2 separate regions of the Homo sapiens genome follow, and region 1 is linked to region 2. A link is an interaction called in ENCODE POLR2A ChIA-PET data of the cell type or tissue named here. Cell type or tissue: PC-9. All regions are shown on one strand. Links, peaks and the distances in the headings refer to the core of each region. The heading gives the core; the rest is flanking DNA. Region 1 has its middle 64 kb from the start of ATP1B3. Region 2 has its middle 96 kb from the start of RNF7.

Region 1 (2,916 bases), core at 186-2,685, 300 kb before region 2:
AAGCCCCTTACCCCAGGGGTCTCCTGGAGTAGTGAGCCAAGCTGGTATTGTGCCTTCTCCGTTCCTCCCGGCCTAGAGGAGCCACTTACTAGTGCCGTTTGGTGAAGGTGTCCAAGGACTCATGGGAGTAACCACTGTATCTCTTGGGCTTAAGAAGGTGCTTTTGTTCTTGTAGCCACATGGGGGATGGCACAGCGACTGAATACACCGCTGACCAGGGGCGATACCTGCAAGCCCACAGAATTGTCTACGAAGAGACAAACTATTTTCAAAAATATTTAAAGAGATTTATTCCGAGCCAAATATGAGTGACCATGGCCCCTGACACAGCCCTCAGGAGGTCCAAGAACATGTGTGCAAGGTGGTCAGGGTGCAGCTTGGTTTTATACATTTTAGGGAGACATGAGACTTCAATCAAGTATGTTTAAAAAATACGTTGGTTCGGTCCAGAAAGGTGGGACAACTCGAAGGTGGGGGGCGCTTCCGGCTTATAGGTAGATTTACAAATTTTCTTGTTGACAATTGGTTGAGTTTATCTAAAAACCTGGAATCAATAGAAAGGAAATGTCTGGGTTAAGATAAGGGATTATGGAGAGAAAAGGTCGCAGGCTTCAGAGAATAGATGGTAAATGATTCTTATCAGTAAGGTCTGTGTTGATGTTAATGCCAGCGGGTATAATGAGGCACTTCCCGTTCCTGGCCGGAACCGGTCTCTGAGGTTACATTTTAAGAGCGCCCTGGCCAAGGAGAAAGTCCATTCAGATGGTTGGGGGGTGGGACTTAGAACTGTATTTTTGGTTGACGGAGTTAATTCCATGCCCAGCTTCTTGAGCCTCAGAGAGAAGACAGCTTCAACCCAGAGCCTTTTCCAGAAGAAAGAACCCGACTGGCAGTCAGCTTGCTTGCTTCTGTTCCTACTCCCAGAGCTATGGCTATGTTTTCTCCATTCCTTTTTTTTTGAGACAGAGTCTTGCTCTATTGCCCAGGCAGGAGGTGCAATGGCACCATCTTGGCTCACTGCAACCTCCACCTCCTGAGTTCAAGTGATTCTCTTGCCTCAGCCTCTCGAGTAGCTCGGACTACAGTCACATACCACCACGCCTGGATAATATTTTGTATTTTTAGTAGAGACGGGTTTTCACCATGTTGGTCAGGCTGGTCTCAAACTCCTGACCTTAAGTAATCCACCCACCTCAGCCTCTCAAAGTGCTGGGATTACAGGCGTGAGCTACCGCGTGCGGCCTCCATTCCTTCTCCTACGGGAGCTGCTTCTGTATTTCTGTGCATCTTCTCAGAGTGCTGGCACTTCTCACTGAAGCTTGCACCTGACGACACCGCCAGCTTCCCCAGTTTCTTGCCAGATGAAGGCTCCATCTGCCGGTCTTACTGTGGACGGCTGCCAAATGCCCGGGGGCTCCCTGATCACTGCCAGCTCAGCCTTCTCTCTGAGAGGCCTTTCCAGCCTCTTGCTGAAACTTGCTTTCAGGAGAGCATCTCAGTGGAAAATGCACAGTGGTGAAGGAAGTCCTGTAGTTGGGGAGGGTGTGGGTGGTGGGGGCACAACCAATCCGGTTAGTGTAGAGCAGCATTTGTCATATCCACTTTCTCACTTTCATCCAAATTGCTTCAGGACATTTTTGCCACTGGGGCACAGTGATTCATCCAACCATTTCCTTATTGCCTTCTTATCTCCCGCCTTGGCTAAGGGGCCTAAAGTACTGTGACACATTATGCTAAGGTCAGGAGATTTGTTTTCTTCTTTCATGCCCTACCTACCACTTGGTCATGGCTCTCAAAAGCCGAAACTCAATCATGAGAAGTTTGTGCACTAAAATCCAAAAATGACAATACCGAAAAGGTCCCATCTCCACAGGAAGGACTTTCTGGTTCTGCTAATACATCATAGATTTGCTTTCAAACCTCCAGCAAAGGTTTTCCTCAGTCTGAGTACAACAAAAAGTAATTTTACAGGATGATTTTTTTCCTTGCAGAGACAAGGTCTTGCTCTGTCACAGGCTGGAATGCAGTGACACCATCACAGCTCACTGTAACTTCGAATTCCTGGGCTCAAGTGGTCCTCCCACCTCAGTCTCCACAGTAGCCGTGGTGTGCACCACCACACCTGGCTTGTTTTTTTATTTTGTGTAGAGACAGGGTCTCACTATGTTGCCCATGCTGGCCTCCAGAGATCCTCCCGCTTCAGCCTCCCAGAGTGCTGGAATTATGGGCATGATGTATTTTTAAAACTTTAAAACATCTACAGGATTTATTTTAAAAATTTTAAAACATCTAGGTTTTGTCTGCTTTTTTTTTTTTTTTTTTTTTTTTTTTGAGACGGAGTCTGGCTCTGTCGCCAGGCTGGAGTGCAGTGGCAAGATCCCAGCTCACTGCAACCCCCGCCTCCCAGGTTCAAGAGATTCTCCTGCCTCAGCCTCCTGAGTAGCTGAGACTACAGGCATGCACCACCACACCCAGCTAATTTTTGTATTTTTAGTACAGACGGGGTTCCACCATGTTGGCCTGGATGGTCTCGATCTCTTGACCTCGTGATCCGCCTTCCTCGGCCTCCCAAAGTGCTGGGATTACAGGCATAAGCCACCGTGCCTGGCTCACTGCAGCCTCCGCCTCCCAGGTTCAAGCAATTCTCCTGCCTCAGCCTCCCAAGTAGCTAGGACTACAGGCATGTGCCAACACACCTGGCTAATTTTTGTATTTTTAGTAGAGACTCTTTTGCCATGGTAGTCAGGCTGGTCTCGAGCTCCTGACCTCAAGTGATCTGCCCACCTCGGCCTCCCAAAGTACTGGGATTACAGGAGTGAGCCACCGTGCCTGGCCATGTCTGCTTTTTGTGACAGGTCACTGGAGTAGCGACAAGGCCATTTTGACAATAGAACAGTGGTGGCTCTTCTGCATGAA
Region 2 (2,916 bases), core at 213-2,712:
AAGTAAGAAAGAAAAAAGAAATTATAGTCCATTTATTTAGATAGGGAAACTACTAAAACTAAAAGGGATAGAATCTGGCTTCCAACCAGGTTGGTCAGACTCCAAACCCACATTCTTAGTTGCTACTACCTCTTTGGATTTAACAAAATCATTAACCACCATAGAAGAAAAAGCAACAGAAAGCCTTCCAAAATGTAGATTACTTAATAAAAAGCAGTCAATGCACCACAATACCCTCATTCTCCAATAACTAGGGTAGTTGAGGGATTTCTGACATTCTTATCCCAGTTGTCACTTTTGAGAGGTTAGCAGACTCCTCTGAGATTCTTTGCCTGATTCCTGCTGAGAGACCAAAACAGCTAAAAGTTAAAGCCAGTTTAAGTTTCCATGGATTCTGACTGCTTTACTGGGTCAATTGTAATAATATTATTAAAACACCTAAACCCCTCAGCCAAACCCAGGGTATATGAAGAAGGCTTATCAAACAAAAACAATGTTTGGAGAATCTGGATAATAGTAAGATGACTTTCTAACAATAGTGGAAGATACTTTTTTAAATTAAAGGGATTTTTTTTTTTTGAGATAGAGTCTTGCGTTGTCACCCAGGCTGGAGTGCAGTGGCACAATCTCCGTTCACTGCAACCTCCACCTCCCAGGTTCAAGCAATACTCCCACCTCAGCCTCCCGAGTAGTTGGGATTACAGGTGCTCACCACCACACTCATCTAATTTTTGTATTTTTAGTTGGCCATGTTGGCCAGGCTTCTCTTGAACTCCTGACCCTCAAATGTTCTGCCCACCTTGGCCTCTCAAAGTGCTGGGATTACAGGTGTGAGCCACCGCACCAGGCCTAAAATTAAATGGATTCCGGTTGCAGGTCTTTGGCTCAGGCTGTTTTCCCTGATGTTTCTGCAGGTCAGTTACTTATGGACTGATGTTTCTGCAGGTCAATTACTTATGTGGTTGTGCAGATGGCCAACCACAGTGGCCGGTTACTTTTCTCAGGGCACCTGCCTTCTAGAAATGTATCCTCTCTCCTCTCCCTTTTCCTCTTTCTGTCAGAGAATAGCAGGGGTTGTGGAGGAAAGCTGAATTCTAAATTAGTCATTTCGATAATTAATAAGGCTAGCTAGAGGTTTGATGAGAAAAAAATTGCTGCTTTTTTTTGTAAGTGTAATGTGGTTAGATATAAAGTATCCAAAATTTAGACAGATCTCAAAATCCAAAATTTTATTTTTCCCTCAAAGCCATGCTTAAGTTTACTCAGAATAACCACAGCATTTTTCTGAGGCTCTGCAAATACCTTCTCGAGCTTCCTCTATTTGCTTGGTAAGGACGGTGTGCAATCACACATCCTGCAGACTGACTGGCTGGGTCACTCCATCACCTTGACCATAGATGACTCTGCTGATCATGGTTACATGACTGTTTCATGCCCATACCACAATCTCATTTATTTCAGAAATTCAATTTTCAGTTTATATGTGTTCATACTGGCAAAATGGCTTGAAAAACACAAAAGACCCAACCATTTTGCCTTCAGCCTAACAGCAGAAATAAAAACATGGCATGGATATATCTGTGAGAGCAAGGCATTGAAGTTCTTGCAATCCCTCACGATGCTGTCTTATGCCGGCCTCCTCTCTCTTATGCTTTGTAAATCTAGTGCTGCTGATGTCGAATGACCCAGAAAACTCCTATTCATTATTTAAGACCCAACTCAAAGTTTCCCCTCTTTCATAGGGTCTTTCTAATTTTCTCAGGCAGAATTAGCATGTCTCTCCTCTTGGGTCCCATGGCATCTTATACCCACCTACATTATATTGGAATGATTTGGTTTTCTGTTTTCTTGACAATATTTCAAGCCCTTCCAGAATCAAAATAGTATCTTTATTTTATCTTATTTTTAGTAACAATTTTAAAATGATGGAATATTTCTCCTGTAATCCCAGCACTTTGGGAGGCTGAGGCGGGTGGATCACTTGAGCCCAGGAATTCGAGACCAGCCTAGTCAAGATGGTGAAACCCCATCTCTACTAAAAATACAAAAATTAGCCAGGCGTGGTGGTGCATGCCTATAATTCCAGCTACTCGGGAGGCTGAAGCACAAGAATTACTTGAACCCAGGAGGCAGAAGTTGCAGTGAGCTGAGATTGCATCACTACACTCCAGCCTGGGTGACAGAGCCAGGCTCTCTCTCAAATAAATAAATAAATGCATGATAGAATATTTCATATATACATAATAGAACACACATATATGTGTACAATAGAATATTATATTAAACACATATAAGGTATACAAAATAAAAATAGAAACATCTATGTAACCAATGTTGCCTATGTACTGAGACTGGGAGGCCCTCCTGGGTGCCCCTCTCTCTCTATACCACCCCTCCTATGGTAACCCCTATCCTGAATTTGGTGTTTATTATTCCCTTCTTTTTCTTTTTCTTTGGTTTTTTTGAGTTGGAGTCTGGCTCTGTCACCCAGGCTGGAGTGCAATGGCATGATCTTGGCTCACTGCAACCTCCACCTCCCAGGTTCAAGCGACTCTCCTGCCTCAGCCTCCTGAGTAGCTGGGATTACAGGTGCGTGCCACCACTCCCGGCTAATTTTTTTGTATTTTTAGTACAGGGTTTGCCATGTTGGCCCAGCTGGTCTGGAACTCCTGACCTGAGGTAATCCACCCACCTCAGCCTCCCAAATTGCCTACTGGGATTACAGGCGTGATCCACCATGCCCAGCCTATTCCCTTCTTTTTCTTTATAGAGTTACACCATATGTACACATCTTGTGTAAACGAGTTCCTGTTGCTCCCCAGTTGTTAGATTTTACAATTTTGCCACTCTAGTGAGTGGAAAACATTTTATTGTCATTTTAATTTGCATTGTAATGCACCCTGTAGTTTCCATATC

The links. ChIA-PET counts read pairs that join two places held together with the same protein. Peaks named below come from ENCODE experiments on the same cell type or tissue, not always from the same donor. Only the 100,000 strongest peaks of a DNase experiment are listed, where the experiment ranks them.
Region 1: POLR2A ChIA-PET joins it to region 2 with 7 read pairs; 1 of 35 experiments calls an interaction of 5 or more read pairs at or near these places.

The regions. Positions count from the first base shown.
Region 1 is chr3:141,939,059-141,941,974 of GRCh38, reverse strand. No RefSeq gene overlaps it. Among named protein-coding and RNA genes, the nearest start is that of ATP1B3, 64 kb to the right of the region's middle. In PC-9, for the core only: no CTCF peak of the experiment used is centred there; DNase peaks (open chromatin) are centred at 684, 1,494 and 2,034; H3K4me3 peaks cover 1,700 bases; H3K27ac peaks cover 2,500 bases.
Region 2 is chr3:141,640,846-141,643,761 of GRCh38, reverse strand. No RefSeq gene overlaps it. Among named protein-coding and RNA genes, the nearest start is that of RNF7, 96 kb to the left of the region's middle. In PC-9, for the core only: no CTCF peak of the experiment used is centred there; a DNase peak (open chromatin) is centred at 1,321.